6 separate regions of the Homo sapiens genome follow, and regions 2, 3, 4, 5 and 6 are each linked to region 1. A link is a loop called in an ENCODE intact Hi-C map of the cell type or tissue named here. Cell type or tissue: CD4-positive, alpha-beta T cell. All regions are shown on one strand. Each heading gives the region's core, and the rest is flanking DNA. Links, peaks and the distances in the headings are about the cores only. Region 1 holds the start of LINC02749 (long intergenic non-protein coding RNA 2749). Region 2 overlaps OR51L1 (olfactory receptor family 51 subfamily L member 1). Region 3 holds the start of OR51D1 (olfactory receptor family 51 subfamily D member 1). Region 4 has its middle 5.1 kb from the start of OR52M1. Region 5 overlaps OR52K1 (olfactory receptor family 52 subfamily K member 1). Region 6 overlaps OR52E4 (olfactory receptor family 52 subfamily E member 4).

Evidence for each region. A loop is a pair of places that touch in the nucleus more often than their neighbours do. Peaks named below come from ENCODE experiments on the same cell type or tissue, not always from the same donor. Only the 100,000 strongest peaks of a DNase experiment are listed, where the experiment ranks them.
Region 2: a loop joins it to region 1, with 9 times the contacts of the local background. A loop is called at or near these places in 46 of 110 quality-filtered maps.
Region 3: a loop joins it to region 1, with 3 times the contacts of the local background. A loop is called at or near these places in 20 of 110 quality-filtered maps.
Region 4: it touches region 1 in a loop (7-fold over the local background); 81 of 110 quality-filtered maps call a loop at or near these places.
Region 5: a loop joins it to region 1, with 11 times the contacts of the local background. A loop is called at or near these places in 101 of 110 quality-filtered maps.
Region 6: a loop joins it to region 1, with 4 times the contacts of the local background. A loop is called at or near these places in 3 of 110 quality-filtered maps.

The regions. Positions count from the first base shown.
Region 1 is chr11:4,185,138-4,190,530 of GRCh38, reverse strand. LINC02749 (long intergenic non-protein coding RNA 2749) reads right to left here and starts at 3,379. Exons shown (of 2, transcript NR_047550.1): 1 at 3,327-3,379. RefSeq lists silencers at 842-1,067, 2,695-2,884. In CD4-positive, alpha-beta T cell, for the core only: CTCF peaks have their summits at 2,589 and 2,798 (motif pointing left); DNase peaks (open chromatin) are centred at 2,810 and 3,400; H3K4me3 peaks cover 1,033 bases.
Region 2 is chr11:4,999,750-5,005,142 of GRCh38, reverse strand. It overlaps OR51L1 (olfactory receptor family 51 subfamily L member 1), which reads right to left. Exons shown (of 3, transcript NM_001004755.2): 3 at 1-5,393. The coding sequence ends at 5,213. Among named protein-coding and RNA genes, the nearest start is that of OR51L1, 7.6 kb to the right of the region's middle. In CD4-positive, alpha-beta T cell, for the core only: no CTCF peak of the experiment used is centred there; no DNase peak of the experiment used is centred there.
Region 3 is chr11:4,633,776-4,639,168 of GRCh38, reverse strand. It overlaps OR51D1 (olfactory receptor family 51 subfamily D member 1), which reads right to left and starts at 1,692. Exons shown (of 2, transcript NM_001004751.3): 1 at 1,416-1,692. In CD4-positive, alpha-beta T cell, for the core only: CTCF peaks have their summits at 1,872 and 2,072 (motif pointing left); a DNase peak (open chromatin) is centred at 2,098; H3K27me3 peaks cover 218 bases.
Region 4 is chr11:4,537,417-4,542,809 of GRCh38, reverse strand. No RefSeq gene overlaps it. Among named protein-coding and RNA genes, the nearest start is that of OR52M1, 5.1 kb to the left of the region's middle. In CD4-positive, alpha-beta T cell, for the core only: a CTCF peak has its summit at 3,065; a DNase peak (open chromatin) is centred at 3,009.
Region 5 is chr11:4,490,945-4,496,337 of GRCh38, reverse strand. OR52K1 (olfactory receptor family 52 subfamily K member 1) reads right to left here. Exons shown (of 2, transcript NM_001005171.3): 2 at 2,841-5,393. Among named protein-coding and RNA genes, the nearest start is that of OR52K1, 11 kb to the right of the region's middle. RefSeq lists enhancers at 1-1,192, 3,009-3,258. In CD4-positive, alpha-beta T cell, for the core only: CTCF peaks have their summits at 2,698 and 2,897 (motif pointing right); a DNase peak (open chromatin) is centred at 3,017; H3K4me3 peaks cover 266 bases; H3K27me3 peaks cover 288 bases.
Region 6 is chr11:5,881,978-5,887,370 of GRCh38, reverse strand. It overlaps OR52E4 (olfactory receptor family 52 subfamily E member 4), which reads right to left. Exons shown (of 2, transcript NM_001005165.2): 2 at 292-3,152. The coding sequence starts at 3,078. The coding sequence ends at 2,140. The region is part of intron 2 of LOC112268071 (a long non-coding RNA gene); the gene reads left to right. Among named protein-coding and RNA genes, the nearest start is that of OR52E4, 4.0 kb to the right of the region's middle. In CD4-positive, alpha-beta T cell, for the core only: no CTCF peak of the experiment used is centred there; no DNase peak of the experiment used is centred there.

The DNA of each region.
Region 1 (5,393 bases), core at 235-5,234:
CCAAGGACAAGGTGGCTGGGGGCCTCAGGGAGCCTGGGGCCTCAGCCATTTCCAAATGACAACTAGTGTTTCGGTATTTCAGTAACTGGCCCTGCCCTACTTGACACATAGTCTAAATATCAAGCCTACCCTTCCCACCTCTAGCTCTTCCTGACATCCACCACCTGTCTCCCACATGAGGGGCTCCCAGGGCACAAGACTGTAGAATGAGCCATCCAACAATCCTGTGACCTGCTTCCTCAACCCCCACACATTAATGACACTCCAGCCTTGGCCATGACCAAGTGCCTCTCCCTTCCTCATATTTCTACCCTACTTACACTTTCATGACCGCAAGTTCATATGATCCTTGCCCCAAGAGCTGAGTTTGTACCAACAAGTATTCCCTTTCAGCAGGGATACTGTAGCCAGCCTACCCATGGCCCTGCTCCCACCTCTGTAAAGCCTTGAGAGAACCTGAGGTTCACCAGGTCATCTTCCCACCCAAACCACACTCTGTTCTGTCCCACCCCCTGGAATATCACTCAGCCTTTCTTATCCAAGGCCTTCCTGCAGGCTGTACTGTGAGGCATACTACACACTCTGCACCCAGACTTTCTTTTCTTCCTTCCTGCCTCACCTAGGCCTGGTTGTGGAAGGTGGTGGGGGCATGGGGGCACTCAATACTTGAAAGATTCCTTAAGGAGTATTCCACCCAAGATACTAATAAGGATGGAGAACTGATCTGCCCAAGGCCACAGTGAATTAGAGACTGAGCAAGAAGGTAGAGCCCACATCTGACTCCTGTCTAGTTTGTTTTCTTCAGCAGCATAGACAAGAAGCCTATCTCTGCAAACCCAGGACAGACCCTCCTCCCCTGAGCAAAAGGAAATCCTCTCTTTTCAGCTCCTGCCAAGGTGTGGGCCCTTAGCAAACAATAGGCCAGCTGAAGGCCTTGGAAACAATGCAGGCTAAAGAGAGGGTCACCATGAGCAGACCTGCAGGTCTGTCTACCTGGAGAAGTGGTTTGTTTGCTCTACTTGTCTTGTTTTTTGTGTGTAGGGGTGGGGGAGGTGAGGAGGCGGTGTCGGAAGGGCAGTACCACCAAAGTGGCTAACATTTTCCAGACAGCAGCCTGGCCCCAGTGCCACTTCTGTACCTTCAGGAACACAGCGGCCATGACTGGTGCTCAATGTGCCCAAGTTTACTGCATTGTAATGTGTAAGAAGATGCTATGATGGTTGCAATCTTAGAGGGTAGACTAGGTGCAGAGAGGGACAGGGGACTTGGGAACTGCCTCCCACTACCCCTATAAAAATATCTGCCTGATAACAATTTGGGTTGGGTGACTTATAAAGGAAAAAAGAAAAGAAAATCTCTGCCTGACAGCCACAAAAGTGCTGCTGCTCATGCCAATACACCTCATTCCCTAATTCCAAAATGGCTAGCAAGGTCCCAACATCAGCCTTTTCCAAGAACAGTCTCCTTCAGAGTTATTATCCTAGTACACGGTTCAGAAAAGGTCCTCAAAGCAGCCAATCTTGGCTTTAGATGATGATAGTGATACTTTAAACAAAAACATGAAAGAATTCAAGTTCCTTTGTAATCTAAGCAACCCACACCTTGAGGTTGGCCTGCACATCTGAAAGGGAAATCGAAAACATTTTATAAAATACAGCATTTTAAAGAGCCAGGGAGGTAATTTTGAAAAAGGGACCAGAAACTTCCCTTTCAGTTAAGACTTCTTGCCTTTTTCTACAGAGTGGTGAAGTCTTCTCTATACCACTCCAGTCTAACGTGACCCTGACTACCAGCACTCAGGGGTGGATGGGGAGTGGTTACTACTGTCAGGAACCCATCTCTTGTGGATTAAAGTCTTCTGTGCCCCCCCAAATTCCTATGCTGAAGCCAGAACCCCCAATGAGGTATTAGGAGGTGGGGCCTTTGGGAGGTAATTAGGTTTAGACTAGGTCAAGAGGGTGGGACCCTCCTGATGGGATTAGTGCCCTTATAAGACAAGGAAGAGATCTCTTGTCAATGCAATCTGACCACACAAGCATCAGGCATCACAGTCCAGAGGGGGCACAGTATAAAGGGGTGAGGACCCGGGTATTGAGTAAAGATGAGCTATTTGCAGGCAGGTAGCATCAGAGCTTTCTGGGCCAAAGCAATAACGATACAACAAAAAGGAAAGGCAGGCAGCAGATCCTGCACAGTTTGGGCCAAAGGGACCTCACAAGCACAGCCCTGCTCTATTACGCAGTGAGCGCACGCTCCCACCAGGCCTGGTGGGCACAGCAGCTGAGGCTCCCTTTCTCAGGAAAGAGAGGCTATTCAGAGAGCTACTGCACTGCCTGAGACCCTCGGCTACTTCCACAGATGCCGCTAACAAGTGAAAGTAGACTTTAGGATGCTGCTTTCATAGTTAAGGATTAATTGGGTTTAAGGCTAGAACTGGAATTGGTCATTGAGTTTTAAAGACTGTTGCCAGATAATAAAGTTGAAAAATACGAAGCATCCAAAAATCTGAACGCCCAAGACCTTTTCCTACAGCTCTATCAGCCTCAGAGCACTCCTTCAAGATTTCATTGCTATTAAAATAGCTGAGTGAGGAAGAATCAGGACCAGCGCGGCTCCGCAGTCCCTCCCTACTGGCTCCCCGCCCACTAACTTGCAGATCAACTGTGCTTTCCTCGTTGGCACCCACCCCAGCCCCCGCTCAGGCCCCGGCAATGAGACCAGCGAGCGGCGGTCAGAGTGGCGCACCCGCGCTCGACTGCTGCTGTCGGCCCCGCCGGGCTCATTCAGTGGACTCGGGCGCCCCCGTGAGGCCGCGGGTGGGCGGCGCACCTAGCTAGTGCGCCCTGGGTCCCGGCGGCAAATCCTCGCGGCCTGGCACTCACTTGCGCGCCATCTGGACTGCCGCCCTCTTCCCCCGAGCCTCGTCAGCGCCCGGCGGATCGGCTGTTTGCTAGGTCGCCGGGGTCCCTAGGGCCGAGTCGGCGGTGGCCGGCCAAGCAGAGCTAACGAGACCCTTGGGAGGGCAGCTGCGGCAGCCGGGCCATGGCAACTTGTCGCGCTGCCGCCGCCGCCGCGGCCGCCGCAGTGTAGGCTCGGCAGTGCCCCCAGGCCCCGCACCAGCCCGCGACCTGCTCCGCCGCCGCCCTTCTCCCAGTCCCTGCCCCGCTGTCAGCGGAGGCCCCCACGAGCTCTACACTGAGCGCCTCCCCGCACTGCCCCGCGGCGAAGTCGCCGTAGAGGAAGACCGGGCTGGGGGCAAAGGGGCGTCAGCCCTGCCCACTCCCAGTGCCATCCCCGAACGCGCCCTCCCCGGCCCCTCCAAAAACCTGGGTGTGGCCGTCCCCTGCCTGGGGCCCTCATTGAACCGAGGCCTCATCCATCTTTAAAAGGGAATGGGGAGGGAAGGGAAAGAGCCAGTCGCCCTCTGGCGCCCAGCCTGGGATGTGAGGGTGCTCCACTGACACACTAAAGTGAAGGGCCCCGGAGCTACCTACTGAGCTCCCCATCTGGGTGGGGAAAATAATGGTGTTATTTCATAGGGGTGTCACGGCGATAATAATCTAACGTTTATTGTCCATTTGCCAGGAATTAGGCTGTGTACGTTACTCCAGTGACCTCATTTAGTTCTTACAACACTGATGGCCCCATCATGAGTGTACGTTTATTCCCATTTTACATATGGGAAAACTGAGGCCTAGATTCATATGACTTGACCTGAAGGCACACAGCCAGTGACAAAGCCAAAGCTCTTTACCCCAGTGTTTTCTCTTTTTTAATTATTTTTGGTACAGACAGGGTCTCTCTATGTTGCCCAGGCTGGTCTCAAAGTCCTGGTCTCAAGTGATCCTCCCACTTAGCCTCCCAAAGCACTAGAATTATAGGCATGAGCCACCACGCCCGGCCTACCCCAGTGTTTGAGAAAGTGTCTTCCAGGAGTCACAACTCCTCAGAACAAAGGATTTCATGGCCCAATAATTTGGGGAAACACTGCATGTTGTACTTCCCTCTGCTTTTGTGGGGTCTGACAACGTTTAGTGAGCTTGAGTCTCTCCAAGAAGAAAAGTGTTTAACTTGGTTTGATTCAGTGTTTTCCAAACTTATTTGAACAGAGAACACTTTTAAAAAAGACATCCCACAGGATGCTAATAAGAATGTCTTTTTAAAAAGTGTTTTCTGTGTACACTTTTAGACACACTTGTCTCCTCAGTCTCAGATGAAACAATAGCTGTGGGAGTCTTTGTATCCTAAAAAGTGCTGTAAAACTATGAGGGCATGTTTTATTGTTGCTAGTGTTATCATAATCATCTTCATTATTTTTAGGAATTCTGTCTGTAGCCTCCTGGGACTCCACTCTGTGGTGCTGAATAAGAATAACTAACATTTACTGAGCGTTGCCTATGTGCCAAGCACTGTTCTAAGTGCCTTCCGTATATTAACTAATTTATTCCTTAAAGCTACCCAGGTATTATGGCCATCTGAGGAAAAAAGACACAGAATCTGAGGATCCTATGAGTAATAGATGTAAAATCCTTAAAAGAAAGCCCTTACAAGTGCTACGCAAGTGCTTGCCATTATCATTATCCCCATTGCACAGAGGAGGAAACTGAGGCACAGAGCAGTTAAGTGACTTGCTCTAGACCACACTAATAGTAAGTGAGTTGGAACCCAGGCAGCCAGGGGCAGGGCCTGTCCTGGTACCCACTGTGGTATCCTGCCTCTGTACCAGCCACGGAAAGGAAACCCCAGGTTTGCACCCTCATCAGCAAAGCCAGAATTTCCTGTGAGTGCCTCCTGTCTGCGTAGGACCTCCTCCCCCATCTGTCCATCATAACCACCGCCACAAACACCCTCATAGAAAAAGAAAAGGGACAAAATTTGGGGTTAGACAACCCTGGATTGGACCCTGACCTAATAATTTACTGGCTGAGTGACCTTAGACAAATAACCATCAGTTTCCTCTTCAGTAAAAAGAGCGCCTCATCTACCTCACAGGTTTGTGTGAGGATAGACTAACATCCTGGATATAAAGCACTTTGCACAGGGCCCAATGCCTACTTCTGCTTCTGCCTCCTCTGAGAAGACTTCCCTGACTGTGCCTCCCTCCCCCTAGAAGGGATCAAGGCCCCTCCACTGTATTCCCCTGCTTATACCCCACCTCAGCCTGCCAAATCCTTGGTCTTGAAATTATGGCTTCATGTGTCTGTCTCCCTCACCTTCACAAAACTGAGTTCCAAAAATCAGTCTTCTTCACTGCTATATCCCCAGGTTCTAGCACTACCAAGCTCAGCACACAGTAGGAGCTCAATAAATGTTTGCTGACTGAATGACTGAATCATAACCAGAAGGATAGCTGATATTAATTATTGAGAGCCTGCACTAGGCCATGTTCTATA
Region 2 (5,393 bases), core at 394-5,393, 810 kb before region 1:
GTCCTTGTTTATGGGAGGCAAGCAAAGAATTTACTTATGAATGATCTGTGGGTAGCCCTTCCCAGATGCCTGAGGCCATTTACCTTTCCAGTCTGGCTGATATATAATGTTAGTAACAGTTATTCATGTGGAAGAGAGTGTTGCAATGATTCAGCTTCAGGACTTAGTCTTTACTTCTGCACAAGTTTGGGGGGTCCTTCAATTTTTATTTTCTTTTACATAGTTCTGACTGAACTATGTATTCATATCAAAAAATATGCCTTGACCTTACCTCATCATTCATAAAAATAAATTCTACATGTGTTGTATTTAGAAATATCAAAAGGAAAGCCTTACAACTTTCAAAAATTACACAGAAGGACATCATTGATAATATCAGCAAATGTGTCAGTTATTTATTTATTGTCCCAGTTTCAAATATAGACTTCATTGCTTACTCTGCAACAATGGAACTGGGCTCAATGGACATTTTTTCCTTCACAGATTCATGATGTTAAACTTGGCCAGCAGAGGGTGCCGCAGGGACACTTGTAAGAGAAGTTCGTGTGTACTTCTCTTTGATTATTCTCTCTCTTCTACCAGAGGCGTGTAATGAGAAATATTTAGTAATACTCATCCTATCAAATTTCAACAATACCCATATGGCTAGACTCTTACTGAGTCTTGCAGTTACTCTAGGGACTGGCTTCCCAAATAACCTATTTGGACCCTGGAGGGGTGTTTCCAGCTTGTCAGTCCAAACTGTGATTTGCTGCCCACCTGTACTTCAAAGGGGGGTTATCATTTGCTTGCCAATGCCAACTATAGTTCCCTGCCTACAAGCCTCAGCTCACCTGGTGCTTCCTACTACTCAGTCCTGAAAAGGAATCTTAGTCTCTCAGCCTTGGTTCACCTATACCCCACAGAAGTGTCTTTCTAAACACATGCAATGTAATGACCTTTTCTGGCATCCAGGATGCTAAGACTATGCATTCTCAAATGAAGTTTCAACCTCGGGCTTGGGGAGTACCTTCCCCATTTTCCAAGTTTGTTTTTTCTTTCAATATTCTCTCTTAGCTCTAGGGTATTACTCAGCGTTGTCTTTACCTTCTTTAAAGTTGATTTCCTTATGAAATTAATAAGTATTTGTATTTATAAACTCTATTCAAATTACTGTGTGATTTTTGTCTTCTTACTGGATCCTGAATGACAGAATAGGCAAATATCTCCTTAAAAATACACAAAAGCACTAAACATAAAAGCAAATTTATAAGTTGGACTTAATTAAAATTAAGAACATTTCTAGTCATCAGACATACTATTAAGAAAGTACATAGATTGTAGAAGATGGTTGTATACATACATCTCACAATGTCAACTTGAATTATAGGTTATTTTTAGTTCTCCAGGCTTACACACTGTGTTTGATCTTCCGCTTGAAACTTAAGAGATTTAAAAACCATGGATATTTGCTCTTGAATTCTCATCCTGTTTCATCTGCCTGAAAAAAAGGAATCCTTGAGAATTTTATTTTATCTTTCTATGTTACAGGTAGTTAGGCATGAGTGGGGCAGGAAAGGGCTCTAGCTTACCCACTAGTAATGTTAGGCAATGGTTGGGCAATTATCACATTGCCTCTCTAAAAGTGATAAATTGGCAGCCTGCGCCAGGGAGAGGCCATTTCCTGATGGTCCACACCTGTTGCACTAAACTGCTAATAGAATGCAGATGCCAAAAGGAAGTAACTTTCTAGACATGTGCATTAAGAGACAAAATGAAGGAGTATGACCTTCTGAGGGCACACCACCGAGAAAGGGAAGAAAGCCTCAGATGGGCACGTGTACAACTTCCTAAACACACTGTGCATGCTCACTTCCTAAGGGTAAGGAGGGCACTGTGCATGTGGGTAGCCCACTCTAAGGGAAGGATCACGGGAAAGGCGCCAGACTATAAGGTCCTAGGATTAAGGTTAAACACAGCACTTGTCCTTCAATTTACCCTTGGGTCTCTTCCAAGCGTACTTTCCTTTTTTCCTCTTCTAAAGCATTTTTAAATAAACTTCCACTCCTGCTCGAAACTTGCCTTGATCTCTTTCTCTGCCTTATGCCCCTCAGTCAATTTCTTTCTTCTGAGGAGGCAAAAATTGAGGTTGCTGCAGACCCGTATGGATTTGCCACTGGTAACTTGAATACCTTCCACCAGTAATATATTTGATGTCATGAGACTTGGATATTAGCCACCCCTAACACCTTTACGTCACAGGTTTTCTGAGAACTTCTCATTTCAGGGTTCTCTGGGAAGCAGACTTTGAGGTAAAATTTAGTGTGCAGTTTGTTTAATAAGAGAATCCCTGGGATAATCATCTTAAATGAAAAGGAATGAAAGTGGGTAGGATTGGGCAGAGGGAAAAGTTGACCTGTGAATCAGGCCTGAAGATAGCCTTGTCCAACATCACGGGGAGTCCTGGATATAAAATTGCCCAGTGAAATTCACTGGGCTGAAGGGGCCAGACCTTTCCAACTTTCTACATTAGTCATTGAATGTGTCAGTGGATGACCCCAGGCAAGGCTCATTTCTCCAGCTGAGGCAATTCCTGAAAAGGTAAAAAAAAAAAAATTGAAGGCTTTCTACTGGACTTACTGCCAGCAGCTGGGGCTACAAGTCTTTCATTGAAATGGGGCTGAAACTACATATCTTTGTCCATCATAGCCCATGTCAGAGCCCTTTTTTTGTGGGAGGAAATGCAAAATGCTTTGGGTAAGTTTTAAGTTAGACTGAAGAACGTTGCTAACACATACTCTTTCTAACCTCTTTGCTTTCTTCATGTTACCTCCTCTTTCTAGAATACCTTTCCCAGTGATGTGTTGGTAAGTGTTTAACCACCTCCTCTCTAAGAAAAAATTTCAAGTCCTGATATATAATGTTTACCAATTTCTGTGGTTTAAATACTTCCATCATAACCAATTTCATTAACCTATATGACATTACAGAGCACAAAAGCAGAACAAGATATGCACAATTGTCTCTTATGTGCCAGCTTTGGTACGCCACTTTATTTCCAACTGTGTTCAACTGGTCAAGAATGAATTTGACTCACAATGCACAGTGAAAGTGTCAACTACTCTGATTACTGATTCTTAAATCCTCAAGTGAAATTGACCACTTATTAATATATCAATATTATAAAAGGTACCTGTTCCAATAATACCATTGATTACACTTAATTTTACTAACCTTTTATCTATGTATCTTCACTATTAAACATTCATTATTTAACATTAACGTTATGCATTTTGCTGTTTATATATCCACAGTACTAACAGCAATAACTATAATAGTTATTTCAATTATTTAATGAGTACTCATGATTGTTGGGGAAGACCAGCTGTATAGTGCTGTGATAAGGTAATAGACATGGCCCCATATTCAAAAAGTGTGCTATACAGCTGAAAAGAAAGTGAATTTATATGAAATAATAAAATATCACCCATAAAAACATATCTGTAGTTCATTCTAGTGAAAAAGAAAAAAGTAATGGGTTATCAAAAATAAATTGATTAAAAACACAATACTACAGATCCACACAGGCATGTAGAACAAGAGGTAAAAGTATTATTAAAAGATGAGGGTTGAGATTGTGCACAACTCTTAACCCATTCACAAATTAAGACACAAAATCCTGTCCTATAGTATTGAACAGAGTCAACACAATTGCCCAGATGGTTAGACATGTACTGTCAGGCTTTCTTCAACAATTCCTGTAACTGAGTACCCCATTTTCTTTAAAATATATATGTATATTTTACAATTTTTCCCCTTTTCCGTCACCTCTTATTTTGCTCTTTAGTAATGCAATTACGACCTTTACATTCCTTTCTTTCCACTGGCCAAACCACCTGCAAGCACGACTTCCTTATATTACTCTACGTTTTCTTAGAAGTTCCATAGGCCAGCTGGTCTAGGGAGCTCACGCCTGTAATCCCAGCACTTTGGGAGGCCAAAGTGGGCAGATCACCTGAGGTCAGGAGTTCGAGTCCAGCCTGCCCAACATGGTGAAACCCCGCATCTACTAAAAATACAAAAATTAGCTGGGGATGGTGGCGCAGACCTGTCATCCCAGCTATTCGGGAGGCTGGGGCAGGAGAATTGCTTGAACCTAGGAGGCGAAGGTTGCAGTGAGCAGAGATCACGCCATTGCACTTCCACCTGGGTGACAGAGCAAGACTCAGTCTCAAAAGAAAAAGAAAGAAAAAGAAGTTCCATAGACCAAGTCTTAAAACAAACCAAGCACCCTACCAAATTCTCCCCCACTGGCCAGACTACTGGATGACCCACCAGATGACCCAAGATAAACATCCGTGAGCAAGCCTTATAGACCCCACAAGTCTATGTGCCTTCTGCATGGCCTGCATACCAAAATTTCTCTTATTAAAACCCTGCTTTCTGCCCAGAATGCTGAAGTGTCTCCTTTCAGTACAAATCTGGCCCTTTCTCATCACTAAGCTCTGGAATAGTAACATTCTTCTTACCACCTTCATTCTTGTTATATGATTTTGCAAGTGGCATCAACTGAAACTATATTTGGTAACACTCCCATGTATCTAACTCAGTATTTGCTGGCAAATTGAGGAAGCTGATAGATCTAGAATAGCAATGAGAGAAAGGACACATCACTAAGTGATGAGATTAGAACTTGTACATAGCAAATGGCCACAGCAGCAGGTCAAAATCCTGTCAGGAACTCAAGTTCCAAACTTGCCCTAAGGACTCAAATTTTTCATAAACAGTTATGACATTGTAGCATGAACAACAAAATACGTGCAGCAGTACTAGTAAAAGAGATAGAGATTGATTTCTGAGTTTTAGATAATTAACATGAGAAACAATATAAACACAGCTACATTTAAGAAGGAAAATACTGTTATCATTAACAACAATGACAACTTAATAACATTAATAATTTTGTATAGTTTTCAAAAAACTTGACTTAGCACATACATTTTCTATTATAAGTCTTGTAATGACCTGGGGACAACGTAAGGCCATAGTTGTCACAATTTGTCCAAAAAAATCCTGAGTTTCATATTGGTTAAAGATTAACTGAAATTACATGTATAAGAAGTGAAAGAATTAGGATTTTAACCAGATGAGCAACACCCAGATATTTTACTTTTCATATACTAAAACAGCTTCCATGAGATTTTCAGTGGAAAAGTTGGAGGACAGAGGTTACTTAAAACCTCCTCCTTAGGACAAACTTGTGGAGAATTCCTAGACGAATCTGCTTTGTTCTGACACTATAGACAATAGGGTTAAGGACTGGGGGAAGAAGAAGGTAGATGTCTGCCATGAGGATGTGGACTATGGGAGACAGATGCTTCCCAAAGCGATGGACCATTGACACCCCAATAACT
Region 3 (5,393 bases), core at 152-5,151, 450 kb before region 1:
CCAGGTCCTGCTCCAGGCCCAGAAAATCAGAATTGCCAGGGCAAGGTTTTGGAAATCTTTTTAAAAAACAATAAGCCCCGCCAGGTACAGTGGCTCACGCCTGTAATCCCAGCACTTTGGGAGGCCGAGGTGGGCAGATCGCAAGGTCAGGGGTTCGAGACCAGCCAGGCCAACATGGTGAAACCCTGCCTCTATTAAAAATGCAAAAGTTAGCCAGGCTTGGTGGAGCGCACCTGTAATCCCAGCTACTCAGGAGGCTGAGGCAGGAGAATCATTTGAACCTGGGCGGCAGAGGCTGCAGTGAGACGAGATCACCCCCACTGCATTCCAGCCTGGGTGACACAGCGAGACACCAACTCAAAAACAAAACAAAACAAATAAACAAACAAAAAACGATAAGCCCCTTTCCCCTAGGAAATTTGTGCTTTAAATCAGAGAACTTTGGGGAAAGTTGTTCTGGTGTTCTTGGGGGCAGGGAGGTGAATGAAGAGGGACTATCATTTCCATTTCCAGCTCCCAAACGAACAATAAGCAGCATCTGCCATCAAGATCTCTCAAGCCCCAGGTGAGAGTCAGTCCCAGGTTGCGCTCAGCAAGAGGAGCATGTCATGGAAATCAGATGCAGCTGAGACATGAACAGAAAATCAGCCAGTGCTGCTGCTGTTACTCCACAGTGTTCACAGGCACACACACCTCTCCCTCCACCTACTCTCCCTGGTGATCACACAACGTCCCAGGCTCAACTTCTTTCTCTCTACAGACCACACTGTTCTAAGCCTGTGTCCTGAGATTCAGCCATATAACCTACCGCCTCCTTGATAGTTCTACCTGGATAGCCTATGGGCCTCCCACTCATCTTGCCTCTAACAGGGACCCCTTCCAAACCTGTTCCTGATCTCAGAGAATGCCACTGCTCAGAACCCACATCACCCAAGTCAGGGCAGCTGGTCTCATCTTGACCCGTCTCCTCTTTCACCCCCACATGCAATTCAACTTTTCCAATTAATTATTGGGGCCGTTCCTCTTAATACACCTCCTCCCAACTTAATTATATTATCCACTCTGCCCTGATTATAAAAAGAGCCTTCCAACTTACCTCCCTGCCTCCAAACCTAGTCTATTCCAAACCACCTTCCACACCACTGCCATCTAAACAGCAAAACTGGACACCTGGGGCTCCTGCTGAGCAAGTTAGGAGTGATTCCCATAGCTTTCCAGATAAAGTGAGAACTAGTAACTCCACAGTATGCAGACAAGGCCCTTCACAGTGTTCCTCTAACTCAACTTTCCAGCCCAGCTTCAGTTTCCTTCTTCATCACCAATCACCACCAGCACCACCACAACACACACGTGCACATACACACACACGTACACACTCACACACATTTTTTTCCTGGTAAAGTAATTCCCCTTGCCTTGCTTAAGTGAAGAGTAGGAGGCAGGAACTGAGGAGTCCTGTCCTGGGACAAAGGATAGGCAAAGCTTGGAACGGGTCTCACAGGCTTGAAGAAATTCCTCTGTGTAGGAACAAGGTCCAGGAACCGGGCTACTGTGATCTGGAAAAGGTGTACACTAGAAGACCTCTCCAAGCAGCCAAGCTGACTGATCAAGTCCCGGCTTCCTTATGCAATGAGCCTTCTGTGCCTGTCTCTGCGGACCCTCCCGTTGCCTAACCTCCCTGGGCTGAGCCTGCTACACTCACCACCAGTGCTTCCCCAGCGCATGGAGGCCGCCCAATTATAGCTTCTCTGGGGCCCCTCAGGAGTGTGTAGAGTGATGGAGAGTGAACGAGTCGGGTCTCCCTGGCACTGACGCTCTGCTCAGACGCCCAAGGAAAGCTGAGCCCTGACTCCTACCCAAAGGGACTGAGCTCTATCACTATCCCTCTGAGCCCAGCTCAAGAGACTAGAGGGAGGCTGTGTCGCGGGGTGGAAAGGAGAAGAGGAATAACGGGGCTGGAAGAGAGGACCTGCTGGAATGGAGGGGTGGGCACTCAGCAGAAAGCACGCAGGGATACCAGCGCTCCGAACACACTAACTACCCAAGGGGATCGAAGCTGTGTCAGGGACTCTCGCTTCTTCATGCTGCCACCTTGTGGTCGCACAGGGGATCTTCAGCCTCGTGGCCGTCCCTGAGCAATGGCTCTGAGGATGATGCCTTTAAGAACCAAGGACCCAACTGACTCTAGCATCTGAGCTCTTTCCACTACTCTGCGCTGCCCCTTAGCTCTCCCTCTCACCCTCTCAAGCCCACCCTTTCTTCCTTGGGTCGCTAATCATAGATGTCCTGTCCCTCCAGAAATGAGACCGTGTGGCATGTTTGTTTGAACATGGGGCTCTAGAAGGAAACAGACTTGGGTCCGCCCATTTATTAATAGTATGACTACTATAAGCATTTAGTGTGAAAGCATTTAATGTGAAAAACGAAATGAGATACTAGCAAGTCTCCAGTGAATGTTTGTGTTCATTATTACTAGTCAAAACAAATGGAAGAGCCAAGGACGTAGGAAATCCAGTAGACAGTGCCACAAAAGAGACAGGAAAAAATATATTGACAAGGAAGATTGGTCAGCAGTTCAGAAAGCTGCCGAGAGATCAAGCAGTGAAAAGACTGAAATCAAAGGTCACTGGCTACCTGGATAACAGGGTGGGGGATGGAATCTTGAGTGAAGCAGTGTGAGGAGTGTGTTAGGAAGAGATGAAGAGAGTCGATGTAGACAACCCTTTTAAGATATTTGTACGTGAACAGAGGAGTGAAATGGACAATATTGGGAGGATTTATAGCTCCACAGAGATTTTAAAATGTGTATTTTGGAACTAGAAGAGACTAAATGTCAACAGGATGGAGTTGGCAGAGAGACTCCTTGTCCTTTACTCCTCACATTACTGGTAGCTATGGCCCAGGAAGATAATCTGTCTTCCCCCTCTATATAGTAACTATGAGTAATCTTACTTTGTCCAGTAGCTTTCATCACCCAAGCAGGCCAGACCAATCTCCTAAACTCCAAATATGGTAAAGTCTATTGGACATAGGTGTCCTTCAGGCACCTCAAACTCAACACCTAACTCATCATTTCTAAGCTCATTGATTTCATTATCAACTAAGCTCATCATCTCTGCTCTTCAATCCGGACCCCGCTCCCTGTCTGTTTTATGTTCCCTGTCATATAAATCACTCTGTTGGCCATGTCAAAAATTTAGAAATCATCATCCCTGCCTTCTCCCCATCTCTCTCTCACCTTCCTCTCCAACCACATCCAATCAGTCACCAAGTTCTGTTCATTTTATCTACTAGATATCTATTTTGTGAGTCTGATTATCTTTCTCCATCTTTTTTGCCTTTTCTTCATTCCAAGCCAAGACAGTCTTTTGCCTAGATCATCAGAATAACTTGTTCACTGGTCAGACTCACAGAAGAACTTCCCTACCAATCTGTTGTCTATGCTGTGGCCAGTGTGATCTTCCAAACACATATCAGTTCATGGCAATTCTCCATTGCCTTTAGAATGAACAGTTGAATTCCCCATTGCCTGTAGAATGAACACACTCCTGAACCCAACTCATAGGAACTCCATAAGCCATCTCAGTGCAACTCTCCATCTCCATCTCCAACCATTTTACCTCCCTTTTTGCATACATAAGTCCTATTGGACCCGAAATATTTCCACATCTTCAATGTGCCATGCTCTCTCTCACCCTTCAGCCTTCACATATATTTTTCCCCTGGTAAAAACACTCATCCTATTCCCAGTTTTAATTCTTAGCCTTTTCTGTTTAAACACCCTTGCTTAGAAAGACTTTTCTTGACCCCTAATCTTGGCGGGACCTCTTTACCCTTTTTCTCTTTGTTTTACTGATAGCATTTAACGTTGTGATATTATTTTTCATACTTATGAACATATCTTCGTATCTTTGTAGGGAGGGTGGACACTAATGTGTATGTATAAAAGGAAACGTGAACAGAGTCCTCTTCTATCCACTCTTAAGGCAGAAATTATTGGTCTTGTTGATCTGCACTCATACCTCACAACTCTATGACTTCAACTGAGGCATGTTTAATGGGCAGGCCGCTTAAATTATTATTAATATTAATAACATTATGTACCTAGTTGGCGTAATTTCCACAGGCACTTTTCAAGCATTCATTTTTTTTTCTCTTTTTACAGTATTAAGAATAGATCTTATTAAGGTGACCCAAAGTATGACTTTAAAAATAATAGTTTTCCCTCTACTTATATTTCAATATTTTTTGAAGGAAAGAAGGGAGGAAAAATCACTCAATGTAAATGGAATGCTAAAGGTCCAATGGATAACGGAGAGCTTTGGCCAAACATATACTCATGGCTTAGGAGGTCCTAAAAGATATGAACTTGCCTAATTCGACAGCCCCATCTCATGACACCTCAACTCTCCCTCAATACGGCCCTGCATTGGCATCTTTCTAGTTCCTTAAATAAAGTTCTCTATCTGTACACCTTCTTCTAAGCATTTGCTCAAATGCTTGTTTTATCTGGAATGGTCAACCTCTTTGTTTCCCTCCTCTAAAAACTAACATTTATTTAGATTCTGTTTTAGGTGCTATTTCTATAAGAAGGTCTTTCCTGTAAGATGTTTTCTTGTTTCTTTAGTATCCAAATTTCATTTTTAGATGACCAATGCCATTGTTTTTTGTTACGAGATAATGATATGTGTGTCACACACAAATCCCTACAACCTCCCATGAAAAGAAAGAGTGTAATGGTACCTAAAGATAAAAATGATTCCTTGTGTTAATAACCTGTTATAAAGCAAGAAAAAGAAACATGATATGAGAGTTAGAAAATGAAATTAGTCATTATTTGTAGATTAGTGATTGTATATGTAGAAAATCCAAAAGACTGTATTGATAAGTTATTAGAAATGAGTATGTAAAGATTGCTGAATACAAGGTCAACTTACAAAATTCCACTGTATTTCTTTATAAAATTTTTAAGCATTTACAATAACAGAAAAATCAGATGTCTAAGAGTGAATCTAACAAAGAATGTAGAGGAATTTCTGCACAGAAAACCACAAAGCATCCTTAAAAGACACTGAAGAAGACCTAAATAAATGGAAGAAAACACTATTCTTTTTAACTGGAAAACTCGATAATGTGAAGAATCTACTTAGCCCCCAAATTTTTCCATAGAATCAATACATTCCCAATAATATCCTAATTGGTGATTGTGTAAAATTTGGTAAGCTTGATTAAAATATACATAAAAATGTAAATTGCCAAAATTAGCCACAAAACTCTAGAAGAATAGGACAAAGTGAGATTTTATATACTAAATATCAAAAATTTAAAAACTATAGTAATTATGCATATGTGGTATTTGTTCAGGGATAGACAGTTGAGCCAATGAATGGAAA
Region 4 (5,393 bases), core at 108-5,107, 350 kb before region 1:
GTTTCAGGGTCCATCTTTCCTTCTAATGCAATTTGAATCCCTTCACTTTTTCCCTGGCAAATGGCTCCCTTCTAGATTTGTGCAGAGATCATGTTATAGGAGGAACTTACAGGCACAAATCACAGATGAGACCAAGTGTGAACTGGTCTCATCTGTGATCTGAATTGCTTGGTGAATTGTGGACACAAGAGGAAGTGACTTTTCATGAAATCCAATAGGTGTCTCTGGTATCACAGACCTTGTTCCAGCCATGTCAGATGTCCCCTCTGGACTGACCTGGAACTCTGGAGAAGGTAGAATTTATCTTCTCTCGCTTTCCTTCCTCATACCTGACAACATACAGGGCTGTTTCTTGATGGATACCCCCATTTCATCTCTTCCTATTCATTTCTGGGAACATGTTGTGAAACTGAAGAGCATATCCTTGACTAGAGAGATGCACTTCAGCTACTACATGGGGAGGACCGACTCTTGGGATAAGTTTTTGACCCCTGTCTTTTCCCCTAAGATCCTAACACTGAGAGTAGCTCTTTAATTCATACCTCATTTGTCAGGAGCAGTTCTCATACCTTAAATACAGTAGTCTACTGCAGCTTCTGTGCAAGGATGCTATGAGCATAAGCATTCTGCAAAGCAACCTCTCATCTGAGTGATCCATCCAAACACATCCACCATAACCTGCCATGGCTTTTACCATTCCTCATCCTGCTTACTACCGTCCAGTGAGACTGCATTTGTGTTTCCCAACTGCAACATGTCCTTTTGCTTCTGAGAAGAATACATGTTCTTTCCTGATACTGAAATGACGTTCTTCCTTCCTCTCTCGCCTAGTGAATCCTTACATGTTCACCTTGCCATAGCTTAGATATCCACTTTAATGAACCTTGCCTTGATTCTTGGTTCCACGCCCTATTTCTGTACTGTCTGAATAGTTCTCTGAATTGTCTTCTGATGTATCTTTCCCCAAACAGAATAAGTTCTAATAGAGTGGTGATCTTGCCTGTCTTACTAGAAGTCATGTGCTAGCACAGTACCTGGCTCTGTTGAATAAGAATAAAATAAAATAAAATTTAAAGAACATGGTGATGTATTCAAAGGTCTTGTATTGTCATTAGTGAACTAGAGGCTTCATCAGTCTCCTTGTTTGTGGCTCTGTGGGAACTCTACCCATTCTAAATCCCCTTCCCAGAGAATGCCTTTCCTGAGTCTTGCCTTAGACTTAAAGGAGTATGAGCTAAGTTGACTGCCCAAGGTCTATTCATTCTTAAGCTGGGAACTCCTCCCTATGACCCCTATTCTTTTTCTATATCATTCTTTGTAAGATGTTCTTACCTGGGCTGGGTCATGTCAGTAAGAGCCTGGGGCTCTACAAATGCCTCAGAGACCTTGCACTTATAAGCATTCTGCTCAGGTGTCTAGGGAATTCCATCTGGGATCTGAGCCCTCCCCACTTTCCTCAATATAGAAAGTTAATAGCAGGCTTTGTCCTAGAAGGATGAGCACAGAATCTAAACTTAAGATACAGCTGTTCCTGGCATGCCAGGGTTGGTCCAGAAGGAAGGAACAGACCCATTAACTGAGACATAATCCCTTGTATCCAAGTCCCCTTGTTTCTTGCATCTGGCCTTCCTAGTATCTGCAGCTATTCTAGGGACACCAAGTAGAAATCAAAGACCTTCCCAGGGTGGGGACGAGTTTCCTGGGACTCAGGCTGAACTCCAGTCCCCTATCTGTCTAAAGTCTAATCTCTTCACAGTATTAGGGGGTGATGGTAGGGTCCTAAATTATTTAAGACAACTGAATAGCAACTCTTCAAAATTAGATACTGAAGAGATTTTTCCCCCACTCCAGTTTATATTGTGGAAAGGACTCTCCTTGTGGGTGGAATGGTAGATCTCCTTCACATCTTTTTGAATGAAACCTTCTCTAACATCCGTTTTCTCAGTGAAAAACTGAAGAAGCAGTTTTTTTCTTCAAGTGTTCCAATAGGATGTTCATGGGTTGGAGCGTCACACTTCAGGATGTGTGACAAGGCATGGCCTCTGAAGCTTCAAAGGCTTGAGTTTGCAAAGCTAGCCCAGTTACATACTCACTATGTGACCTCAAGCAAGTTACATCATTTCCAGTTCTTCAAGCATAAATTGAATAATCTGTTTGGATAGTAGTTATAACTTGGATATTGCATATGAAGGGCCTAGTAAGACAAACATGACAAATGCTTAAACAGCATTATCAACATTACTGCTGTCCCTGTGTCTTCAGGAAGGGCTAGCTCTAAGCCTGGGAGATACAACCTGACCTTCTCTTTCAGGCTAGGAGCTAATATAGTCAGGGAAGGGGGCTAATGCAGTAGAATCATTATGTGAAGGATCTCATTTTCACTTCCACTCCCCTTTCAGAGGGTTCTAACTCTATAGAACCTCGGGAGAAGCTGGGAACTTCCAGAAGCTTGCAACCTGCTCCCCAAGCTTACATTTTACATTCTGTGTGAAATTGCTGGTAGTGGCCAAAATATACAGGATCCTTCTATCCTGCATGTATGCTGTACCCTTAGTCCTACTTTTTTATTTGGCTGTCAGTCTATACAGATTCATATCTAGATTTTGAAATTCATATCCAGATTCATATCTAGCATTTACCACCTCCAGTGGATAAACTCTGCTTTGACAAACTTAGTATCTGTCTATTCTGTATCTGGATGCCTTGTACAACATTTGAAAACTAAAAGTAGCCAATAAACCAACGTACTTGTTGAATTATCCTTAAGGTTACAGTAAGTCCTCATCCCTTAATTTGATGCACAAACTTTCAAAACCTCATTGTTCCAACTTAAGGGAGATATGCCTCAGATGTGCAGGAAAAAGTGTTACCTTTCACTATAGGAAAATATCTTAAGTTACACAGAAGAGATACATATTCAGTCTTGGAAACAGATCTGAATCAGAAGCAAACATTGACATTCTAACACTGTCCCCATTCTAACACTGTCCAGGAGAGGGCACCCTGGCCCCCAAATGAGATTATGCCACTGGCTGACGGGGCTCTGCAACACAAACATAGAGCTTGGTGTCGTTAAATATCTTAAACCTTCATTTGAATGCAACTACTCAGATTTTCCCATTCAATCCTATTTTATAGCTAGGTCTCCCATATGTGGGTCAATCAAAGATGAAAAGTCAGACCAACACAATACCAACAACAACAAGTTGAATATTGAATATTGGACTCTCAGTCTATAACTTTATCAGTTCAGTGTTATAATTTCTCTGAAATAAACATTGTTCATGTTCAATTCTAGAATAAAATTCTAAACTTGTTAGCCCAGATGCTTAATTGGAGTACATGGAGATATAAATACCAACTGAGGGACTTATATACATCTCTGAAGCCTGCGAATTTCCCTCAAATGGGAATACTGATGCTATAATAGGGAAAGCATTTTTCTTAAAGCCACCTTCCCAGCCTCACAAGAAGTACATCCAGGATTCTGGCTCTGAGATCAAACTTGAGCTCATTCTTGTCCATGACAGAAGTGGTATACTGCCATGGTTGAGTATAGACCACAGCCCCAGTGCCAGTTCTGACACTTACAAGATTTGTCTTTGACCAAGTTATGCCTAAATCTTTAGACTTCCTTTTTCACCCCGATCTCCATTCCTAAGTCTCATTTATTTTATTTCAATAATTTTTGGAAAGCGGGGGGTTTTGGTTACATGGGTTAGTGGTGATTTCTGAGACTTGGTGCACCTGTCACCTAAGCAGTAAATGCTGGACCCAGTGTGTAGCCTTCTATTCCTCACTCCCTCCCATCCTTCCTCACGGAGTCCCCAAAGTCCATTATATCATCCTTATGACTTTGCATCCTCATAGCTTAGCTCCCACTTATAAGTGAGGACATACAATATTTGGTTTTTCATTCCTGAATTACTGTCACTGAGAACAAGGGTCTCCAACTTTATTCAGGTTGCTGCAAATGCCATTATTTCACTCCTTTTTCTGGCTGAGTTGTATCCCATATTATGTATGTATACGCACCAATTTTCTCTATCTACTTGTTGGCTGATGGACATGTAGGCTGGTCCCACATTTTTGCAATTGTGAATTGGGCTGCTATAAACGTATATACAAATGTCTTCTTTATGTAATGTCTGATTGCTTTTGTGAGTTTACCTTCTGCAGGAACAACCCTATGAGAGAACAACTGTTTTTGAAACAGGGCCTCACTTTGCTGCCCAGGCTGGAGTGCAGCAGCACGAACATAGCTCACCACAGCCCCAACCTCCTGGGCTGAAGCTCATCCTCCTAAGCAGCTGGGACCAGAGGAACATGCCACCACACCCAGCTAATTTTTAATGAGATGTGAACTTCTTTAATCTCCACTTCTCAGATCAGAGATGTGAAGTACAGTCTAAGCAATTTGCCTAAGATTTCCACAGTGGTTAAAAGCAAAAGTTTTGGGTTTGTGTGCCCTAGGTTCAAATTCTACATCTTCCTTACATTGCGTGTACTGTGTTCTCAACTTTCTGGAACTCTTCCATAAATACTTATAAAATGTCAAACATTCCAAAACTACAACAGTGGGGGAAGGGGGAGCTTTTTAATCAAGAACAGTACTTACTCTTAGCCCTCAATGGTGGTCAATCTCTGTCTCATGCACCTCAATACAAAACAGATAAGTTTGGGGTTACTTATTACTGTTTCCAGAGTTTTGTTCTTCCATCTTTTGTCAAAAGCTCATGACCATATGGCATTAGCTGCAAATGTCACCCTTTTATTCCTCCTTACTTAAAGACATGTTGAAACTTATGGAAGAACATCATTGAGGATTTTTCTACCTGGATAAGCTTTCTACTTCATCCCAGTTTCTGGTATCCATGGAGAAGACTTAGACTCTGCAGACAAACCGTTCAACTCCATAACTGACTTCTGAACCTCCTCAGTCCCACTTTCATTTTTTTAAATTATACTTTAAGTTCTAGGGTACATGTGCACAACATGTAGGTTTGTTACATATGTATACATGTGCTGTGTTCGTTTGCTGCACCCGTTAACTCGTCATTTACATTAGGTATTTCTCCTAATGCTATCCCTCCCTCATCCCCCCACCCAACAGGCCCCGGAGTGTGATGTTCCCCACACTGTGTCCAAGTGTTCTCATTGTTCAGTTCCCACCCATGAGTGAGAACATGCAGTGTTTGATTTTCTGTCCTTGCAATAGTTTGCTCAGAATGATGGTTTCCAGCTTTATCCATGTCCCTACAAAGGACATGAACTCATCCTTTTTTATGACTGCATAGTATTCCATGGTGTATATGTGCCACATTTTCTTAATCCAGTCTATCATTGATGGACATCTGGGTTGGTTCCAAGTCTTTGCTATTGTGAATAGTGCC
Region 5 (5,393 bases), core at 145-5,144, 310 kb before region 1:
AGCTAAAACCATCGTACATCACTGTCCTACTTGTCAAGTGTTAATGTTACAGCCACTTTCTTCAGGAGTTAATCCTAGAGGACTTTCACAAAATGCTCTCTGGCAAATGGATGTGACTCATTATCCTGCTTTCGGCAAACTCTCTTTTATACATTAACTATTGACACCTTTTCTCATTTTATCTGGGTCACTTGTCAAACAAGGGAAAGTATATGGTTCATGTTAAACGACACATACTTTCATCTTTCTCAGTTATGGGCTGTCCCGAGAAACTAAAAACTAATGACGGCCCCGGCTACACTAGTGCTGCTTTTTTACACTAAATTTCTTAAATTTAGTAAGAAATCAACCTTTTACAGCAGCAGAACATTTCACTGGAAATAAATTTGATCCACAAAAAGGAAAAGCGGGTATGGTGGAAAGATGCAAAACTGACAAACAGGAATCAGGCACTGTGGTAACATGGGGTAGGGGTTTTGCTGTGTTTGCCCAAAAGAAGGACAACAACCCGTGTGGGTTCCCTCCCGGCAACTGAAATTGCACTATAACTTCAAAGATAAAAAGCTCTCAGAAACAAAAGGCGAAGAAACGTCAGAAATTGAAAGGCAAGCTTTGCCGCCTGACACATAAATTCCATGACCTCAACATTATGACACAATCTCACCGTGTGACCTACAATACCAGTCATTCTACTCCACCAACATGGGGTCAAATAAAGGTCTTATCACATCAAACGGAAAAATTACTACAAGAAAAAGGAATTCCAAAAACAGGTAATATAATTCTGGCTGCCTTTATGGTAGTCAGTGTAGTGGTGAGTATACCAGCAGTTGGGGCAACTCAAAATTATGCTTCTTGCACATATGTTCCTTTTCCCCCTTTAATTCAGTCTGTCTCCTGGATGGACTCCTCAGTAGAAGTTTACACTAATAATAGTGCCTTCATGCCAGCCCCTAATGATGACAGCTTTCCAGCTCAACCAGAAGGAGATGTGCACTTTAATTTGTCAATCGGCTATAAATATCCACCACTGTGCATTGGAATGTCACCTGGCTGTTTAGCTTATTCTTATCAGAATTGGATGTGGACCATACCATCCTTGAGTAATGATTCTTATCAGGTACATAATGTGTTCAGTACCAACTCTTTTCAACTTATGATTGTTAAACTTAATCCACATGAGGACTGGAGGGTTCCTGTTACCACAAAAAATAACAAAAGGACTGCCAGACTGCTCCAATAAACCTACAAAGGGACCTTTTTTAGTAAATTCAATTGTATGGAATGATTGTAATGCTTCAAAGCCCGTAGTGTTCCAAACTCTACCTACGGTTGTTGTTGTTGACTGGGCTCCAAGAGGGTATTTATTATTGGCGGAATTGCTCCAGCCAAAATATGACATGCTCAGAGTTTATTTGTTAGAATATGTAGAGGACGGATGGCAGTCCTACAGGTTGAGGGAATGGGTAGCTCCTTACCCATTTAAATTGATGTACACAGGCATCATTCCTCCTAGACCAAAAATGATTCATCCAATTGTTACCCCAGAACATCCTGAATTATGGAAATTAGCTGCAGCCATGACAGGAATAAGGCTATGGAACACTACCTATCAACTCTTTGCTACTAATACCAAGACACCCATATTCAACATCACCTTGATGTCTAAACGGGTGATACCTATCATGAGATGTGTCAAACCCCCTCATATGCTGTTGGTTGGAAATACAATTATCATTCCCAATACACAAACTATAGAATGTGATAACTGTAAGCTGTTCACGTGCATTGATGCTACTTTTAATCCCAGAACAAGTATTCTCTTGGTAAGGGCTGGGGAGCGAGGGGGTATGGATACCAGTTTCTTTACATCATCCATGGGAGTCTTCCCCCTCTATACACATAGTCAATGAAGTTCTTAAAGGTATCTTCAAAAGAACTAAGAGATTCATTTTTACTCTTATTGCAGTCATTGCAGGTGTAATTTTGGTTACTGCAACAGCGGCAACCACTGGAGTTGCAACCCACAATTCTGTTCAAACCGCTCAATATGTTGAAGCATGGCAGGAAAACTCCTCCAGACTCTAGGATTCTGACTCAAGTTGATCAGAAATTAGCTAATCAAATTAATGATCTCTGCCAAAGTGTAATATGGCTGGGAGATAGTTACGAATTTGGAATGCTGTATGCAATTACAGCATGATTGGAATACTTCTGATTACTGCATAACGCCTTATGCTTATAATAAAGATCAACATAGCTGGGAAAAGGTCTCAAGACATTTAAAAGCCTGGGATGATAACTTAACCTTAGATATTTCAAAACTTAGGAACAAATTTTTGAGGCCTCACAGGCTCATTTAACCACTGTTCCTGGCTCAGACATTTTTGAAACAATAACTAAAGGATTATCTGATCTTAATCCCTTTAAATGGATCAAACCCCTTGGAGGATCATTGTTGTCCCTGGCATTATTAATATTGGCATGCTTGTGTTGTCTACTTTTAGCCTGCAGATGCCTCCAAAGAGTCTGAGGAAAAGTCCGAAGTCAATGACAAGCAATGATGGTGATGGTGATCCTAGTTAATAAAAAGGGGGGAGATGTGGGCGGCAAGCCACCCGGGTGCCAAGACAAGAGACTGAGGGCACAAGTTGTTCCAGTGTAATAAAGAAAACATAAAATCAGAATAGTTATACTAGAAATAGATTATAGATATGATGATACATGAATATTAATCATCAGCTTGTAGCATTACTCTTTATTCCAATATTATAATAATCCTTGCTCTACAATTATAACCTAGGAAAAACCAGGCCATACAGAGATAAGAGCTAAAGGGGCGCGGTGAGAAGTGACCAGAAGACAAGTGTGAGCCTCTGTCACGCCCGGACAGGGCCACTAGAGGGCTCCTTGGTCTAGCGGTAATGCCAGTGCCTGGGAAGGCACCCATTACCTAGTGGACTGTGGTCTAGTAGTAGTCAGTTCCTAGGGAAGACACCCGTTACTAACAGACCCAGAAAGGGAGTCTCCCTTTCCCTGGGGGAGTTAGAGAAGACTCTGTTTCACCACCTCTTGTGGAAGGCCTGACATTAGTCAGGCCCACCCACAGCCATCTGGAGGCCACAGCATCCAGCATCCCTGTGATGCTGTGCTTCAGCAGTCACGCTCCTGTTTCACTTTCACGTTCCACCCTGTACACCTGGCTCTGCCTTCCAGATAGCAGTAGCAGAATAAGTGAAAGTACTAAAAGTCTTTGAAATGCATAGAAGAAATAATGGTGTAAGCTGTCCTCTCTCTCTCTCCTTCTTGGCTGCCAAACAGGGAAGGGCCCCCTGTCCAGTGGACACGTGACTTATGTGACCTTATCAACCATTGGAGATGACTCACACTCTTTACCCTGCCCCTTTTGCCTTGTATCCAATAAATAACAGTGCAGCCAGGCATTCGGGGCCACTACCGGTCTCTGCATCTTGGTGGTACTGGTCCCCCAGGCCCAGCTGTCTTTTCTTCTCTTTATCTTTTGTCTTTATTTCTATGATCTCTCATCTCTGCACACAAGGGGAAAAACTCACAGACCCTGTAGGGCTGGTCCCTACAGTATAAGTAGATCATGTAAAAGTATGTATGGGAGCTTCTTTTTGTAGAACTGACTGAAGAAGTGTTCATTATGAGAGTTTGAAAGACAAAAGCAGAGATAAGTGAAATAATTTTATGATATGCTGTAAGAAGACTGTATTTCCTTTAAATATTCAGTCTTGAGCTGTCATGAGTTGAAATGCAAGATAGAACTCACAACTCCAGCAATTGGTGCTCCTTGGGTAAGGCTGTGAAACAAACAACTCCCAAATTTCAGTGGTTCACTACAAAAACAACAAAATCATCCTTGTTCATGTTATATGAACACTGTGGGTCAGTTATGACTATGCTACAGGCAGTGAGTCAGATTCACATCTGCTCCATGGATCTTCATCATGAGTCTAGGCTGTGATACGCTTATTCTTCTGGTAGAGGGAAAGAATGAAAGATAAGCTTTCCAGCCATATTTTAAAGTTTATTTTTTTTTTTTAGCAGCTCAAACACAATTTCTCATTTACACTTCTTACTCATTGTGGGTGGACTTTGGCTTTGTCACAGCCTCTAACTGGAACTTTGCTGGGTTTTGCAGCAGAGGGGAAAGAAAGCAGGAAAGTTAATGCACACTTTAATTTGCAAAGAATAATGGCCTCTAGCTCCATCCATGTTCCCACAAAGGACGTGATCTTATTTCTTTTTGATGGCTGTATAGTATTCCATGGTGCATATGTATCACACACCTCTGCAATAACACGTGTCTATATGGACCAGGCAACTTCTTGTCTTTCTGTTCCTTTCCATTCGATCTTTGCACCAATATCATAGTGTCCTTTTTAACTTTTATTTTAGGTTAGAGGTACATGTGCAGGTGTGTTATATAAATAAACTTGTGTCACGGGAGTTTGTTGTACAAGTTCTTTAATCACCTAGGTACTAGGCGTAGTACCTGATAGTTATTTTTCCTGATCCTCTCCCTCCTACCTTAAATAGGCCCCAGTGTCTCCTGCTCCTCTTTGTGTCCATGTGTTCTCATTGTTTAGTTCCCACTTATAAGTGAGAACATGTGGTATTTTATTTTTCTATTCCCCTTTTAGTTTGCAAAGAATAATGGCCTCTAGCTCCATCCATGTTCCTGCAAAGGACATGATCTTATTCTTTTTGACGGCTGCATAGTATTCCATGGTGCATATGTATCACATTTTCTTTATCCAGTCAACTGTTGATAGGCCTTTAGGTTGATTCCGTGTCTTTGCTATTGTGAATAGTGCTGCAGTGAATGTACACATACATGTTATCTTTATGGTAGAACAACTTAGGTTCCTTTGGGTACATACCCACTAAAGGATCACTCAGTCAAATGGTATTTCTGTTTTTAGGTCTTTGAGGAATCACCTACTGCTTTCCATAATGGGTGAAATAATTTACACTCCTACCAGCAGTATATAAGTGTTTCCTTTTCTCTACAACCTCACTAGCATCTGTTTTTTTTAATAAACTTTCTGATTCTCGAAGTACATTTCAGGGCTACTCAAATTTCATTGGCCAAATCAAGTCATACAGCAAAGTTTAAAATTCGTGGAGTGAAGGAAATACCCTACCCATGATAGAAGGACAGGAGACTAAATATTGGTGGACAGTAATACAGTCTATCACAACTACAATCATGTCTAACTAGTCATGCATTGCTTAATGATGGGGATACATTCTGAGAAATGTGTCCTCAGGTGATTTTATCAACCTGTGAACATCATAGAGTGTATTTACACAAACCTAGATGGTATCGCTTGCTATACACCTAAGCTATATGGTATAGCCTGTTG
Region 6 (5,393 bases), core at 228-5,227, 1.7 Mb before region 1:
ATACTACTTGCACCTGTACTCAGTTTCTGTGGTCTCCCTCTTCTCATTACCAACACCAAACCCAGGCTACTCGTTCTACCTCTCCTTTTACTTGATCTCCACTTGGGACCCATGATGAAGCCTCTCACGTATAAATAAAATATTTCCTACTTAAATCTCCTGCAAGAGTTAAGAATTTGTAGTCAAAAGGATTTATCTGAGTGATCTTCCTTCACTTGTTACATGAGAATGATGCTAAAGATGGGTATATTTTATGCACACAAATACCTGCTTTCTTTAGACCTCAGTTTTTTTTATTTGTAAGACAAAGGGAATAGATCAAGTTTCAATGTATTTCCACATTTAAAACCCTATGTTCCCATAAAATGTTAAGTACATGAAGCAGAAGCTGCAAAAATCAAATTAGAACCCATGCATACAGACCTAAAGAAAATCTACAAAATACTATAGAATTCAGGAATTGTGCTTAGCCAGTGTTAAGACCAAGAACTGTCCAGATTCACAGATACTGAATAGGTGATGTTGCTTTTCTTGTCTACTTGGCTATATCCGCCCCCATTTCCTAAAATCGTTATCTGCGTACTTTTGAGTATTTTGTATATTGTCATACAAACTACACAGTGGTTCTAAATTATAGAACATGAGGGAGACTTCTTCTGATTTTGAAGCATGAGTACCCTGATAAGTCACAAATTTCAGTTCAATGTCTCTTTTATCTATTTTAAAGCAAACCACATTCTCCAGCCATATCTGAAGTTTGAAAATAGGACTAAATATTGGAGATCTACAGGATTAATAAATTATAATGATATTATTTTGAAGTCGATATCAAGTCTGGCCCTGTGCTTACCATAGCTTGAGCCTAATTGTTTTTCTAAGTTTTATAAAGTCTCATAAGTTTTATATATTTTGTCTGAAGGGAAATTGTCAGATAGAATTGAGAATTAGAATTAGACAGGCGACACATACAAGTAGTCACATCTAAAATGACTTTGCTTCAAGTGAGAAAACATGTCTCCGTAATACCCACACTGTAGTCTCTCATATCCCTAAATTCACAAAGACTTACTTTATCAGAGAACGAATGTAAAAGAAAAGTGTATTAGTCAGTGTTCTCTAGAGGGACTGAACTAATAGGATATATATATATATGTGTGTGTGTGTGTGTGTGTGTGTACACATACACACACACACAAAGGGGGAATTAAGTATTAACTCACATGATCACAAGGTCCCACAATAGGCCATCTGCAAGCTGAAGATCAAGGAGAGCCACTCTGAGTCCCAAAACTGAGGAACTTGGAGTCCGACGTTCGAGGAGGAAGCATCCAGCACAGGAGAAGGATGTAGCCTGGGAGGCTAGGCCCATCTAGTCTTTTCACATTTTTCTGCCTGCTTTATATTCTAGCTGCGTTGGCAGCTGATTAGATGGTGCCCACCCAGATTGAAGGTGGGTCTGCCTTTCCCAGCCCACTGACTCAAATGTTAATCTCTTTTGGCAACACCCTCACAGACAAAACCAGGATCAATACTTTGTATCCTTCAGTCAAATAAAGTTGACACTCAGTATTAACCATCACAAAAAGAGAGAGAGCAGGAATCTGAAAGAAGGAAAGGAGCAAAAATGGCAGTAACAGCAAGACTGAGAGAGCATTAAAATAAACATGGGAGTCAAAGATTTTGGAGAAGAACAACAAAATTTTGGATTCTGTAAAGAATACAAAGCTATGAAACGGACACTACTGCTGGATTACAGCTTATTTTGTTCATCTATAAAATGAGATTTATTTGATCAGTATCCTTCAGGATCTAAACTTACCTAGAGAGAAGACATATGGAAAAAAATGGAGCTACCTATCACCCTTGTTTACAAGCAGTTCTACTCCAAAGCCACCTCAACCTTCAGCATAGTTACCTTCTCCATTAATCTCTAACCTTTGTCCAGGTACTTGGAGAGAAGTAGGGGAAACAGGCAGCAAAGGTTTTAAGTTTGCATTATCTGTCAACACTAAAGCACTTCCAGTCAAAAGGAAAAAATCTGACAAGCATGACCAACTGTTACAGAAGATTAAAAAGGGAGCTCAGATGATGATAATTTGGGTTGTATATAGATATATTTATCCAAACTTTAATACAGAATTATTCTTTCTGTACAAATATTTTCACAATTTGCTCTCGGATCTGCTTGGTCCTGACTCCATAAATGACAGGGTTAAGGGCAGGTGGGACAACCACATACAGGTTAGCCAAAAGAATATGGATATAGTGGGGAATGTTTTGGCCAAAACGATGTGTCATAAAAGAAAAAAATGCTGGTGTGTAAAAGCACAGCATAACACAGACATGAGAACCACAGGTATTGAAGGCCTTTAGTCGGACATCTTGAGAGGGAAGGCGAAAAACAGCTCTAAGGATAAGCACATAGGAAGAGGCAATTAAGATCACATCCACAATAATATAAGAAATCACCATGAGCCCATAGATTATGTTGATCTTAATGGGTGCACAGGCCAACCCGGCCAGACCCCTGTGCTCACAGTATGTGTGAGGTACGATGTTATGCCCACAGAATGGCAGACGCAGAATGAGAAACACAAATGGGGTTACAAGAACTAAATTTCTTCCAACAACCACAGAAGCTAGGATACTGATGGTTTTATTGGTGAGGATCATGGTGTACTGGAGAGGGTTGCAGATGGCAACAAAGCGGTCATAAGCCATGACCACCAACAGAACAGTCTCCATGCCTGTAAACATGTGAATAAAGAACATCTGAAGAAGGCATCCCCCAAAGCTGATCTCTTGGAGGTTGAACCAGAAGATTCCTAGCATTTTGGGGATAGTGGATGTGGACAGACCCAGATCAATCATAGACAACATGGCCAGGAAGTAGAACATGGGCTGGTGTAGACTATGTTCAGTTTTGATCACAAAGAGAATGGTCATATTCCCCACAATGGCAATCAGGTACACAATACAGAATGGGAAAGAAATCCAGATATGTAAAGTGTCCAGTCCTGGTATTCCTAGCAGGAGGAAGAAGGGGGGATAGAAGTGGGTGTCATTGATAGAAGGCATTCTCCCAGCAAGTGTCACTGAATTCCTAAGTATGAAGGATCTCACTTTCTTTAAGGTCCTCTCTTGTCAAGTTCCTGAAGAAACAGAAAGACTCTTATCAGTGTGCTAGAGGTAATGGTATAGGTGGTTAATTTACAAACATTCAAGACTCACTTCTTTCCAGAGGATAATCGAGGAAGCCTCTCAACACAGATTATTGTTCTGAGATCCATCATAGGCAATATTGCTTATGGCTTTATGTTTTGTAATCTTTGAGATATTTGAAAGAATGGGAAAAATTTCATAATGCAATGCATATTTATATTACGGCATTCCCTTCCATTACTTTCCTAAGTAGCCCTTCTTTACTTTTTGGGAAATCACCATTCCATGTGTTCTTTGAAGTGTGGTCTTGAGATCTCTGGGGTTTTCTAAGTACCTTTCCAGAAGTTCACAAGCTCAAAACTATTTTTATAATAGAAAATTTTTAGCCATTCTCACTCTCATTCTCTCATAAGTACATAGTGAAATTTTCCAGAGGTTATATGAGGTGCTACCATAACAGATTAAATGAAATTGTAAATGATGTTGTGAGATTTCAGCTCTATTATCTTAACTTAGACAATAAAAATATTTGCAAAGGAAAATGATACCATTTTTACAACTAATTTCTTGAAAAACAGTGATTTTAACAAAAAGTACCAAATTATGTTTTATATAATAGTTTGTTAATATTATTTTAATATTAAATATTTAAATTTTGCTCTAATGTCTAATAATATAAATATTATGGATGTAATTCAGAGAAACTAAAATTCTGAGTATCTCAATAGTTTCTAGATGAGACAAAGATTCCTAGTACAAAGGAGAAGTACTACTGTCTACCACTTTCTATGTTTTATTATAATATAAACGTAAGGATCTTATACAGTGACATCACATAAGTGTAGTTAATCAGTCTCTGTTAGAACTTTCCTGGTTCTAACTCAGCTAAACTGATAAGTGCATTTCTATTATGGATTAATTACTAATTTTGATGCTTCTAAATCTTCATGAACAATCCAGTTTCTCCAAGATCCTGTCATTCTGATTCCCTGATATCCTTCCAATAAAATGCCTTGTGTGTATCTGCCAAATTATGTTTATCTTCCTTACAATCTATAACATCAGTTAGTAACATAAAAAAAATTCCCATGTCCCAAAATTGTGCCTACCTTCAGGTGTAAACAGATCAAATATTTAGCAAATTTTAATATTGAAATTAAAATGTTTTAAGGACTCTTCATTGATTCCTTGACAATAACAAGGAAAATTACCTTATTTTAACTTTGCATCCCTAAAGACACTGTACAACTCTGTAGCAACTAATGTAACCTGGATTGTATAATATTTATGCATGTACTGGCCTTATTTCTACAAAGAGAATAGCTGCAACTAAGAGTTGAGAACCAGGGGTAATCATTGTAATACTCTCAAAACTGCCACATGAATGTTGGTTCCCAGTTGTTCAGCATTTAATTGAATCAGAGTTGGGGTTTGTAATAAGTGTGCTTTTGTTTGTGTGTGAGTGTGTGTGACAGAGACAGAGAGTGAGAGAGAGAGAGAGAGAGAGAGACGGAGAAGGTTGGAGAGATAGGAGTAGAGAGAGAAATCATGTTTTATTATGTACGTGGCTGCATACATCAGTTGTCCTGTAACTTTGCCAGGTAGCTATTTTACAGCAGAAGTACACAAGCAAAGGAGTTAATAATTCCCCATTCTGTATGAGAAGAACAAGAGCATTTCTTGGTCCCCGAGAAGCTGAGAGAAAATTGAAAAAAGAACATAATGTTTGCCAGTATTGAGGAAAAGATGCCAGGCTGAAAAATCAGAGGGCAGTGGTTTTTGTGATTTCACCTGGGAGAGTCTGAGGAAATAGCTAGGATGATGTGTTGTGAGATTTACAGTCCAGAGTCAGCCCAATCTTAAGGGTGGCTGTGTCTCAACATGATACTTTGCCAGCTGAGAAAAACATTCCCAGGGAGATGGCAAAGAGGACGCTTCTCTGACAGTAAAATTCAAAGCTGCCAGCACATCCACCCTCTCACAGTTTTACCTGAATTCTTGCCTTCTTTCTGTTATAACTATATGCCACAGTAGCAGACAGTGTATGGCCAATAACCTCAAGATCATTTTTTGAGGGCAAATTATTAAGTTTGTTCTTCTCTAGATATGCACATTGACAAAGATCCCTACTGGAGTCCATCTGAAAAGACAAATTCATAACAATTAGCAATTTTTCTCTTATTGTGCTCACCAAAGTTCACATTTTGAACTTGTGATTTTTTTTACTTTGT